Linked DNA regions of Homo sapiens: region 1 is linked to region 2. The links are chromatin contacts, found by Hi-C or POLR2A ChIA-PET in ENCODE. All regions are on one chromosome and are shown on one strand. Each heading gives the region's core, a stretch centred on a gene start or an enhancer-like site at or near the end of the contact. The rest is flanking DNA. Distances are from core to core; before and after follow the strand shown. Region 1 overlaps SLC41A2 (solute carrier family 41 member 2). Region 2 has its middle 69 kb from the start of EID3.

Evidence for each region. A loop is a pair of places that touch in the nucleus more often than their neighbours do. ChIA-PET counts read pairs that join two places held with the same protein, here RNA polymerase II (POLR2A). Pooled maps may share reads with other maps.
Region 1: a loop to region 2 is called in a map of adrenal gland, with 2.7 times the contacts of the local background. The contact joins two enhancer-like sites. A Hi-C loop is called at or near these places in 110 of 168 maps with a recorded cell type or tissue (A673, B cell, CD14-positive monocyte and 63 more), 37 of 37 single-sample maps with no recorded cell type and 49 of 50 pooled maps. POLR2A ChIA-PET finds 5 or more read pairs at or near these places in 6 of 52 experiments (BJ, CD8-positive, alpha-beta T cell, PC-9 and 3 more).

Annotation. Positions count from the first base shown.
Region 1 is chr12:104,855,610-104,862,258 of GRCh38, reverse strand. SLC41A2 (solute carrier family 41 member 2) reads left to right here. Exons shown (of 11, transcript NM_001352171.3): 8 at 889-968. Among named protein-coding and RNA genes, the nearest start is that of SLC41A2, 99 kb to the left of the region's middle. Within about 2 kb of position 2,963, at least 2 of the 41 ENCODE cell types and tissues checked have a DNase peak (open chromatin) inside an H3K27ac peak, as active enhancers do; they include PC-3 and PC-9, where a contact is called at or near this core.
Region 2 is chr12:104,369,741-104,375,605 of GRCh38, reverse strand. No RefSeq gene overlaps it. Among named protein-coding and RNA genes, the nearest start is that of EID3, 69 kb to the right of the region's middle. RefSeq lists enhancers at 1-491, 2,054-2,809, 2,810-3,567, 3,568-4,324. Within about 2 kb of position 4,110, at least 3 of the 41 ENCODE cell types and tissues checked have a DNase peak (open chromatin) inside an H3K27ac peak, as active enhancers do; they include PC-3 and PC-9, where a contact is called at or near this core.

The DNA.
Region 1 (6,649 bases), core at 1,714-4,213, 490 kb before region 2:
GAATTAAAATAATAAAGATTTGATAATTTTCTAATGTTAACTATCAGGTAAGAACATTTGATCTGATATTTTGACAATCCCATTCTGTGACAGCATGTAGTTCATTTTGTTGTAATGTGGATGGCATTTTCCTGGAAGATTTGGGCACAGGATCCCATGGAATATTAGGACTGGCAATGTTTTATACTACACAGACCCAGAAACTGATGTTAACCAGTTGATAATGGCCTTGGAAACTTAGAAAAATCTCCAAGTTCCACTGACACATTGAGAGTGTATGGCTTGCTACCATATAACGATATGTTAGTTTTCCAGATTTCTGTTCTCAAGATCAGCTCTTTCTGTGGCTATAACTCATTATTTTAATTTGCCAGTAATAAGACACATCCTAACAATATCTAGTTTTAATACAATAAAAATAACCTCTTTTATGCTTTATTTCAAATATGAAACCATACTCTTTTTTAAATTATTTTTTAAATTATAAGAGTGATCAATGGCATGGTTTTAAAAAATTAATAAGCACAGAAGGATATAAAATGACCGTCAGTCCCCTGTCACCCTCACCCCCAGAAATAGACATGGTTAATAATTTCTCGTATACTGTTCAAGACATTTTAATGCATTTAAAGCGTATGCTTTTTCTTTTCACAAGTAGCATATCTTAGACATCAGAATTCTGAAATTTGGGGCTAGAGCTTATGCCGTGTTTTATTTTCAACATTTTACTGTTGACATTGATTTTTACTTTGAATATTTTTATTTTTGCTCTATTTTTAAAATGTGTGAATATTTTATTTTAAAAAGGAGGGGTGTCTGTATGTACAGAATAACTTCAAGTATGTTCTCTTCCCTCTTCTCTAAATTATATAATTTTATCTCTTTCAGCATTGGGGGCCTTATTCTGGACACAACTGTATCAGACCCAAACTTGGTTGGGATTGTTGTTTACACGCCAGTTATTAATGGTAAGAATTAGATATACTGTTTCATGATAATATCAAATCTTCGTATCCTCTTAGTCTTAGGTACTATTAGAAGTCTTAGGGCTCAGATTCAAGAGGTCTGTCCTCCCATCCCAACCATTCTGCCTCCAACCCCAAGTTGTTGCTCACAGTGAAAATTACATTCCCAGGTCTCAACAGGCAGAATACATTTCTGAAAAGTAATCTTTCTTAATCTTATCATGAACTACTAGTTTGAGAGTCAGGTATACCTGACTTAAGATTAATGTGGCAAAATATATTTCAGATTTTGTTTATTATTTACATTGGGATTATCAGCTATTGTATATTGTTTTGTTGTTTCTTTTGTCAATTTTTGTGGATAAATTAGAGACAGCTGGGTTTCAACATTGCTTATCCATTCAGTTCATTAAAATCTGGGGTGGGCACAGTGGCTCATGACTGCAATCCCAGTGCTTTGGGAGGCCTAGGTAGGAGGGTCGCTTGAGGTTAGGGGTTTGAGGCCAGGGCAACATAGTGAGACCCCCATCTCTATAAAAAATTCAAAAATTAGCCAGATGTGGTGGCACACACCTGTAGTCCCAGGTATGTCCTCAGGAGGCTGAGGCAGGAGGATTGCCTGAGCCCAGGAGTTAGAGGCTACAATAAGCCACTGCATGCTAGCCTGGGAAACAGAGTGAGACCCTGTCTTAAAAAAAAATAAAAGAAAAAAATCTATTGGTCCTCAGCTGATCCCTTTAAAAATCTGTCGTATATTTTTTTGTTATCTATGAAATGGGAATTATAATACTTAAATTCACAGACATTTATATATGAATTACATTTAATAAGATCATTTTAATCCAGTCTACCGGCTTCTGGGGTGACTGTCATTAAAGTGGATTTTTTTTTTTTTTTTTAGTTTAAGTTCTGGGATACATGTGCAGAACGTGCAGGTTTGTTACATAGGTATACATTTGCCATGGTGGTTTGCTGCACCTATCAACCCATCATCTAGTTTTTAAGCCCCGCATGCATGAGTTATTTGTCCTAATGCTCTCCCTCCCCTTGCCCCCCACCTGACAGGCCCTGGTGTGTGATGTTCTCCCTGTGTCCATGTGTTCTCATTGTTGAACACTAAAGTAGATTTTAAGTACAGCCTAGATCAATATAATTTAAAAAGTAATTCTACTTGGGGAAAAACATGTCCCAGGATATACTACATATTTAATGTAATTTACTTTGCATATCTATGTAAAAAGAAAATATGTCAGTTGGGCACGGTGGCTCATCCCTGTAATCCCAGTACTTTGCGAGGCCAAGGCAAGTGGATCGTTCAAGCTCATGAGTTTGAGACCAGCCTGGGCAATATGACCAAACCCTGCCTGCACAAAAAATATAAAAATTATATTTTTACAGGCATGGTGGTACACGCCTGTAGTCCCAGCTACTTGGGAGGCTGAAGCAAGAGGACCTTCTGAGCCTGGGAGGGAGGCAGAGGTTGCAGTGAGCCAAGATCACGCTACTGCACTCCAGCCTGGGCAACAGAGCAAGACCTTGTCTCAAAAAAAATGTATATATGTATATATGTAAAAAATATATATGACATATAAAGGCAAGTTCTTCAAAATCTAATTTCATGTCTAAAATTTCTACTGAATATTTTAATTTTTATATCACTTTAGAATATCAATGAACAAATTTTCCCTATAGGTCTCTCTCTTCATGCCACCATTCTCCCCGTCACCCACACATAAAATTGTGGGACCATCTATTTCAACCTGGTCCTTCATCCTCTTTGACTGAAAAATGACCAAGCCATTGTCTGCTTGCCCTTTAACACAGTTCACTTGCTCAATCATTTATTTATATAACAAGCATGTCTTACTCTTGTAGCCTAATGTCTCAATATAGCCATCATTCAAGTAATAAAGTAGGCTTCCTGACTCACTCTCTATTTGAGGCAAATTAAGTGTCACTAATAGCCTAGTCATTCTTAAACATTGTTTTTATTACATGGGTCCTAAGATGATGAATTTAACAGTGGTTTTTTTCCCTGCCTATCAGATCAAATTTGAATTCTTCTGCCTAGCTTTCAAGGCCCTCTGTACATGGTTGGACTCATTGTTTCCCAAAGACATGCGCAATTTTTTCATTATCATTCTAACTAGGTTTTTATATTGTCCCTACAAAGATTCATCTAATTTTCACTGCCTGGAATAACTACTGCTTTCCTCCCTCCTCTTCAGATCCTCTTCTGTGAATATTAATGGATGAGTTCATTAGCATAAACATTACTCATAATGACTGTTAGAGCTATATTAAACAACATTTCAGTAAGAAATTTAACTTAAATTACAATAACCCTTTTATTATAAGGCTTTAATGCATATTTCAGTTGTTTTACCTTAAGTAAGAAACAATTCTAGAGCTTCACTGAAATGCTCTCCTTGGATGTCTGTGCTGTGGCATTGTGTGATATTCATAGTAATATATTTTTAGTATCTCAGTAAGTAAACCTCTTAGTTGGCTATCAGCACTTTGGGAGGCCAAGGCAGGTGGATCGCTTGAGCTCATAAGTTTGAGACCAGCCTGGGCAACACGACCAAACCCTGTCTGCACAAAAATTATAAAAATTAGCCGGGCATGGTGGTACACTATGAGCTTATAAATTCCACTCTTTAAAAAACATTAATAGAGATGGTTTACTCTATGCTCCTCAAATAAGATGGAACTTTTGAGAATTGAATTTCATTTAAAATGTGTTGGGGAATGTACTATTTAAAGGACTCTTGTTTATCTTCATCATTATCATCATTATCTGCTATTTAGTGAGTACCTACCACTATGTACCAGGTAACTTACAGGTTTTTTTTATACATGTTGTGTCGTATAATCCTCACAATAAGATCAGTAGATTGTCTAAGGTCTCTTATCTTGTAAGTGGTGAGTCACGATTGAAAACCAGATCGGGTCTATTCTAAAGCCTGTGATTTTTTTTTTCTCAAAATATGCAGCTACTAATTTATGTTTTATTAGCTACAAGAATGCATACATTGTTTAAGGCATATCTGTGTTCATATTGTGACTAGGATATTTTTTAATATTTATTAATGTCTTTCAGAACTAGTGGCATTTTCCAAAATATATTTCATGGTAACACTAGTTCTGTGAGATGTTAATAAGTATAACTTGAAAAGTGAGTTCTGTGGTCAATCAAATTTGTTAAACATTAAGTTAAACAAACTTGCTTACTACGAGATTTCTTTATTGTTGTTGGTGTTAATTCTTCTTTATTTTTTTATTTTCTTTTTATTATACTTTAAGTTCTAGGGTACATGTGCACAACGTGCAGGTTTGTTACATATGTATACATGCGCCATATTGGTGTGCTGCACCCATTAACTCGTCATTTACATTAGGTATATTTTCTAATGCTATCCCTCCCCCCTCCCCCCACCCCACAACAGGCCTCGGTGTGTGATGTTCCCCTTCCTGTGTCCAAGTGTTCTCATTGTTCAATTCCTATGAGTGAGAACATGCGGTGTTTGGTTTTCTGTCCTTGCGATAGTTTGCTGAGAATGATGGTTTCCAGCTTCATCCATGTCCCTACAAAGGACATGAACTCATCCTTTTTTATGGCTGCATAGTATTCCATGGTGTATATGTGCCACATTTTCTTAATTCAGTCTATCATTGATGGACAAATTTGGGTTGGTTCCAAGTCTTTGCTATTGTGAATAGTGCCTCAATAAACATACATGTGCATGTGTCTTTATAGCAGCATGATTTATAATCCTTTGGGTGTATACCCAGTAATGGGATGGCTGGGTCAAATGGTATTTCTAGTTCTAGATCCTTGAGGAATTGCCACACTGTCTTCCACAATGGTTGAACTAGTTTACAGTCCCACCAGCAGTGTAAACATGTTCCTATTTCTCCACATCCTACTACGGGATTTCTTAAAGCCTTTATCATGCTAACATAAACGTGAGTCTCTCTTTCTGGTACTTCTGTTAGCTAGGTGTTGGGATTTCTAGATCTAACCTTCCTCAGACCCCCTAGACCACACTTTGAGAACCATTGATTTAGAGCTTATATCTTTTTTATCACAGTCTACTTTCAAACAATAGTAAACCACTTTACATATAGGATAAGAAGCTTATGTCACTATACTTGAAATACCACTCCTCTTTCTTATGTACTCTTTTTTGAAATACGTTTTACTTATGTACTCTTTTTTGAAATACGTTTTACTTTTTTGAAATAGTAAATCCTGTAATATATTGTTATTATTTTTTGCTTCAGTTATTTTTAAAAAGAGACTAAAAATGAAAAATATATCTTTTAGATTTTATCATATAAAGTTATATTTCCAGCACTCTTTCCTTTGTGTAGATCCAGGTTTTTATCTGGTATTATTTTCCTTCTGCCTGGAGAAATTCCTTTAATGTTTGTTGTAGGGCAGGCTTACAGAGAAAATAGAGTCTTTAGGCATGTCTCTCCCAGCGTGCTCTTTCCTTTCCCTTCACCTCTGTTCGTATCTCTAACAATGTCTATTTTTAACTTCTTTCACCCCTATCTCAGAAGAGCTGATTCTTTTGCCCAGGACTGACTAGTTGACCTGTGCCCTGGATACTATTCCATTACAATTCCAATGGGAGCCTTACTCCATCAATTATTTTAACTTTTCCGGTATCTCCCATGTCTTCCTCTCTTACATCTTTTCCCTTTAGCTTACAAATGTGCACAAGTTTTTTATCCCAAGTCACCTTTCCCATAGTGCTCTGCCTTCTCAAGCTTCTGTTCTGTCTCTTCTACTCTCTACAATCAAACTTTCCCAAGTGTAGTCTGTATTTTTTCAACTCATTATAGTATTTTTCTTCCTTCTCACTCTACAAAACTGCTTTTACTAAGCTCTCCAGTGACCTCCTAATTACTTTATCCAATAACTTATTTTCAGTCTTCATTCTATTCAGTTGTTTAATACTATTTACTATACCCTTTTTGCAATTCTACCATTCTCATCGCTTCTCTGAAAATTCTTTTTCATTTTCCTTCACTGGTTCCTTCTTTCTACCTGTCTCTTTGTATTCTTCAAGACCCTGCTCTTGAGCTTCTATTCTTAGTTTTCACCTTCTTTATGGGCAATATTGTCTCATCCAGAGATTTTCAAAGTGTGGTCCCCAGACCAGCAATATCACTTGGGATCTTATTAGAAATGCAGATGCTTAAGCCTGAATCAGCAGCTCGGAGGTAGAACTCATCAATTGATTTTGATATATGCAAAAGTTTGAGAACAACTTGTCCTTGTCATACGGCTCATTTCATGGCTTTATCCCTAGTCTTGACACATCTGTTCCTTTCTAGATCCATACTTTAAATTGGATATTTCCACATGGAACATCTGAAGCTTCTAACTGAACTCATCCTCTTCCCCGCAAACCTGCCCTTTGGTGTTTCCTGTGTCAGTTAGCGGTGTTAGCTACCCAGTGTCCCAAACAAGATATCCCCAATCGCATACTTCCTCTCCCTTATCGTCTCTATTTTTATCTGCTCTTGAAATAGCTTCTGAATTCAAGATGCATTGGTTAGAAGGAGGATGAAAGCTATGTTATTGTAGCCAAGAAGGATTCAAGACGGACTGTTTATTCAGTGATCAGGAAGTCATTTGAGAGTTCAGTTTTGTTGAGTAGCAGACTAGA
Region 2 (5,865 bases), core at 2,861-5,360:
GAGTACACCCATGCCAGAGCTGTGGAGATGACAAAGGATAAGGTGTATGTAACGCTTAGCACACACCTAAATGGCGTTGAATCGATGGCCTTCAACAACTTGCGCTAGTAAATGGCAGAGCTGGGAGGTGACAGCTTCTGCTTTTCCCGCAGTGCCAGGTGGGACCAGTTGAACACTAAGACCCTTCTCATCTGGCAGCCCCCAAAGCCAAAGCCCAGAATTCCCACTATAATTCACTCAAGCAGAAGGTCCAAAACTTTGGGTGGAAGGAAGGCCCAACAGGAACCTCAGTGGAATTTCTCTCAGTGGCCCCACATGGCTTCTGCCCACCTTGGTGGTGCTGGGGCACTCTGTCTCCCTGGCGCCCTACTTGGGTGGGGCCAAGCCCAGGCCAGCCCCACCCACATCTCCGCCGGGACCTATTTTGGTGTCCCAGTGTGTGGCTGTTGCAAATGAAAGCCTGAACAGTTTGATGCTACAGTTCCAGGAGCAGGCCAGCCCACCACCCCTCACACCCCTCCCTGGGCAGGACACCAGCAGGTCCCACAAAACATCAAGCTGCCTCATTAAGGACAGGGGCTGTCCAGCGGGAGGGGGTGTGAGAATGGGCAAAGGTGTGGTGTCCTCTGTCAGACCACAGGTGGGTGCTGTGGTGGGAGGGGAGTGTGAGGGCAGCAGGGGTGGCCGGAAGGGATACAGGTCTGCAGGGACAATGCGAGGCCTCTTTCCATCTCATCCGACTCCCACAGACCTGGGGGAGTACAAAAATCATCCCTGGGATGTTTACAAAACTTGGGAAAAAAAAAAAAAAAGAAGGAGGAGAAGGTACAGAGTGGGAAATAAAGGCCTGAAAAGGCCTCTGTGGAATCCCTGCTGTTTGCAAAGCTTCACCGACACAGATTCTAGCACCTCTGTTGCTAAAGGCTCTTTGCACTGAGAACTCTTTCTGACATGAGATTGCCTTTGCCAAGAATAATTTTGCCAGCTCTGAGTTGCTACCCACCAGGAGGTGGGGAGATGGAAATTTCCAGAAGCCCCCTATCCAATGGGGCCTTTCACAGCTCACTCAATGGACTCTGGAAAATAGCAAACCACCATCTCATCTGTTTAGAAAATACTGCAGGGGTTTCTTTAAAAGAGTTTAAAACATATTCTAGAATCCACTGTAAAACATTACCAAAGGTGTTTCTTAATTGCTGCTAATTTTACACAGCAATGACTTTATCTCTAAATGGGCCTTTCAATCTTCATCTATGTAGATATACACGTTTACATTCTTTAAATCACAGTATTATTAAATTTCATTTAGCAACATCCCGTAAACCTGTTCTCCTGGTTTGATAGTCCTCTTGTTAATTCTAATAATAGCATGCCATTTCATTGCATTCATATACCACAGATTTCTTAACCAGATTGTACAAAATAATTTTCTACCATTATAAACAATGCTGCAATGAACATCTTTGTGTATATGCTCTTTTCACATATGAGCTGCTTAAATTAATTTTCAGTCATTTGCTAAGCTTATGTTTATTGGGTACCTACTATGTATGTTAGGACCTAGGGGTAAGTGAACAGAACAGATGCAGTCTCTGCCCCACAGTCTAAATGTTCTATATTTTAATAATTTTTGGGTCTTCCTGTGTGAGGCTCAAATATATTTTTTAAAATCCTCTGAGTTTAAAATGGTAGCATTTGCAGCTGAGAAAGTATACACTGAGGGCTGCCAGCTTCAGGAGGAGATGGAACACAGAGTTTCCCGACATTGTTGGAGGTGGGGCTGGTGAACCACACCCCTCTCTTGCCTACTCATGGAGCCTGCCAGGGTCCCAGGGATGGACAGCAAAGTGGCAGCTCATTTTTACAAGAGGTAGGCTGGGGATGAGGCCGGGCGTGGTGGCTCATGCCTGTAATCCCAGCACTTTGGGAGGCCAAGGCGGGCAGATCATGAGGTCAGGAGATCGAGACCATCCTGGCTAACACGGTGAAACCTCATTTCTACTAAAAACTCAAAAAAATTAGCCGGGCATGGTGGCGGGCGCCTGTAGTCCCAGCTACTCGGGAGGCTGAGGCAGGAGAACGGTGTGAACCCGGGAGGCGGAGCTTGCAGTGAGCCGAGACAGCGCCACTGCACTCCAGCCTGGGCGACAGAGTGAGACCCTGTCTCAAAAACAAAAAAAAAAAGAGGTAGGCTGGGGAACGGGAAGCTGGGGACAATGTGCAAGGCTGCCAAGACTGCAGTGCACAAACGAATTTGCCCATCCTTCACAGGGGCTGCTGGGGGACCTCTGCAGACCTCCATCCACCCCCAACCCCAGGGCCTGACCCTCTTCACCCTTGGTGGGAGCTGGCTCCCACAGGGGAGGGATGAGCTGAGCACACTCACTCTTTCTCCTGAGCTCCTTAAATCGGGTAACTCTCTCCTCTCCTGACAGAGGCCGGGATGCTGCTCTCCTCTGGGGGCCCTTCTGCATGGACACATAGATGGAGACCTAAAGCTCATGGGCAAGGTTGGCCAGTCTCTGCTGCTTACAGCTCCCTTCCCCCACCTGACACGCACTCCTAACACTCATCTCCTCTCAAAGCCCAGCCTGGCCCTGCTGGGCTTCCAGGGCCTTGTCAGAGGTCCTTCCGGGCCAGGGAAGTCTTGGTACTGCCCGTGCAGCACCCAGGGGCTGGGAGACGGCTGGAAGTGGCTGGACGGGGAAGGGCAGGATTCTCTCCTCAGCCAGCATCTGCTTCCACCCTGGCGCTGCTGGGACTGCCATTCAGGAAGGTGGTGGATTCCGGGGCAGATGATCAGGAGGCAAATCCCGCTCCCCCAGCTGCAAGCTGATTTTCTGTCACATCATGGTGGCTTCAGCATGGCTGAATTAACTGATTGAATCCTTCCTCTGTGCCAGGCATGGCGCTGGCCTTTTGACATCTTTGCTCTATTGGATCCTCTGAGCAGCTCTAGGGTCCAGGAGCATTCATTGTTTCTCCTTCACACATGAGGGTAGATGACTTCTCCAGGATCACTATGCTAATGGGCAGTGACTGAGTTCAACCCAAAATGTGTCTGACTCCAGAGTTGTAGTTCCCAGCCTTTCTGCTTTGTCGTGTATACAGCACCTGGTAAGCCTTCCCCACCCCCTTCCCTAGTCTCTTTTGCCTTCTTTCCTGAAAATGCATGAATTGCTTTCAAAACCACTTCTTGCATTAACAAAGAGGAAATAAAGAGGTTCTCAAGATGTCTCTGAGACAAGGGGTCCCCAGCCTCTGGGCTGTGGACCGGTACTCATCCGCTCTGTGGCCTGTTAGGAACTGGGCCCCACAGCAGGAAGTGGGGCGAGTCACTGCGGGCAAGTGAGCGAAGCTTCATCTGTATTTACAGCCGCCCCTTATCCCTGGCATCATCGTCTGAGCCCCGCCTCCTGTCAGATCAGTGGTGGCATTAGATTCTCATGGGACCATGAACCTTATCGTGAACTGGGCATGCGAGGGATCTAAGTTGTGTACTGCTTATGAGAATCCAACTAATGTCTGATGATCTGAGGTGGAACAGTTTCATCCCAAAACCATCCTGACCCCCCTCACCCCCCGACCGTGGAAAAAATCGTCCTCCATGAAACCGGTCCCTGATGCCAAAAAGGACTGCTGTCTTAGACCACACAAGACGTTCATAGTCATCGTCAGGAAAAAAGTAGCATCCCTCAACGGCCAGACCTTCCATCTGCTGCTGGTTCACACGTAAGAATCACCAACACTAACACAGCACGTTCTAGAGGCCAGCCCCCGTCCTCGATACCTTACTTACCCAGAGTTAACTTATTTACTAATTAACTTTCCTTACTTCCCTGAGTTAACTTATTTTGTCCTGACAACCACACAAGGGAGGTGCTGCTATTGCCACCCCCATTTTCCAGCTGAGGATGCTGAGGCACAGAGAGGTTAAACAATATGCCTGAGGTTACACAGTAAGTGATTCATCCAGGATGTGAACCCAGGCTAGCTGGTGTTAGAAGCTGCGGGTGTAGCCACATTCCTCTAATTCCTTGTGACAAAGGAAAACAAAGAAGCCCATCCGTTTAGGGAACCAGGATGCTGTCGTGGTTGGCAGTGGTGGTATTTCCGTCAGTCCTTTTGGCATAAATACCTCTAGATTATGTCACAAAACAGCCCCTGGCAACTGTCCCTTATTTCCTAAAAAGGGGTGGCAAGGTGGCAGGTGGGGCTGGCTTACCGAAGCCTTATTCTCCTTCTCAACTAGTAGACTCGCCTTATTCTCAAACCCAAGTTCTTGACCCTTCTTAGCCCCTTTATTGACTCTCCCTGATTCTCAAGTGTCTCCCTGCATAAAACATGCCATTTCCATAATGTGGCCTTTCTTACTTCTGGAGACGTCTCTTCCTCGCAAATATTGACAGAGGCTTTCCCTGCCGCTGAAGTAACACTCGCCCCTACCCAGGCGGCATTCTCTGCTCCCCTGTATACCTTGAAGTGTACCTACAGGGTTGTTCACTGATTTTATTTGCAGGAAGAACTGACAGGCCCCTCGAACTTGGAGCAAACAATGAACAGAACGAGGATTGAAAGAGGTGAGATTTTTAAAGTAAATGCTTTAAAAAGCAAAATGTGTGGTGGCTCATGCCTGTAATCCCAGCACTTTGGGAGGCTGAAGCAGGAGGATCACCTGAGCCCAGGAGTTCAAGACCAGCCTGGGCAATGTGGTGAAACCCTCTCTCTACAAAAAAATACAAAAATTAGCCAGTGTGGTGGTGTGTGCCTGCAGCCCCAGCTACTTAGGAGGCCGAGGTGGGAGGATCACTTGAGCTGAGGAGGCTGAGTCTGCAGTGAGCCTAGATTGCACCACTGCATTTGAGCCTGGATGGCAGAGTGAGATCCTGTCTCAATAAATAAATAAACAAATAAATAAATAAATAAAGGAAATACTTAGACTGCTTAATGATGATTTACTTCAAATCCAAACCTTCCAAATAGGAAAAAAAAAAGAAAAGAAAAGAAAAAGAAAAAAGAAAAAGCAGGCTGCTTTAGGACGATTCACTTTGCTTTCCCTTTTGGCAGCTCTGATATTCTGCATGATGGCTAAATGATAATGAGTCCTTATGACAACTGCTGGGGAGAGACGGACCCTGGATGGGGTGTGGGGCACAGATATGAAACACACATCCATTTTGCCTACCTTCCTTCACTGCCTAGTGGAGTCTCTGCTTTATATGCTGAGATAGACACTCTTCATGTGCTCTATAGATTAGAAAAGCTAAAACTCGGCCAGGCGCAGTGGCTCACGCCTGTAATCCCAGCACTTTGGGAGGCCAAGGCAGGCGGATCACGAGGTCAGGAGATCAAGACCATCCTGGCTAACATGGTGAAACCCCGTCTCTACTAAAAACACAAAAAATTAGCTGGGTGAGGTGGCACACGCCTGTAGTCCCAGCTATTCGGGAGGCTGAGGCAGGGGAATGGCATGAACCCAGGAGGCGGAGCTTGCAGTGAGCTGAGATCACGCCACTGCACTCCAGCTTGGGCAACAGAGTGAGACTCTGTCTCAAAAAAAAAGAAAAGAAAAGCTAAAACTCACTTTGTCAGCTTCCCTTGCAGCTAGGGATGGCCCAGGACAGAGATCTGGCCAATGAGTTAAAAGCAAAAGTGTGTCAGGCAACACCAGGATGGCTGTGTAAAGGGTAGAGAGGCAGTCCTATCTTTCACCCCCTCTTCTTACTGCCTTACTAAATACAGACTTGATGGCTGGAACTACAGCAGCCATTTTGTGACCATGAGGGAAAGAATGAGAAAATTGCAAAGAAGCAGATCCAAAACCTCTGACATTACTGAGATGCTTCTCCAATGTCCACACCCAAC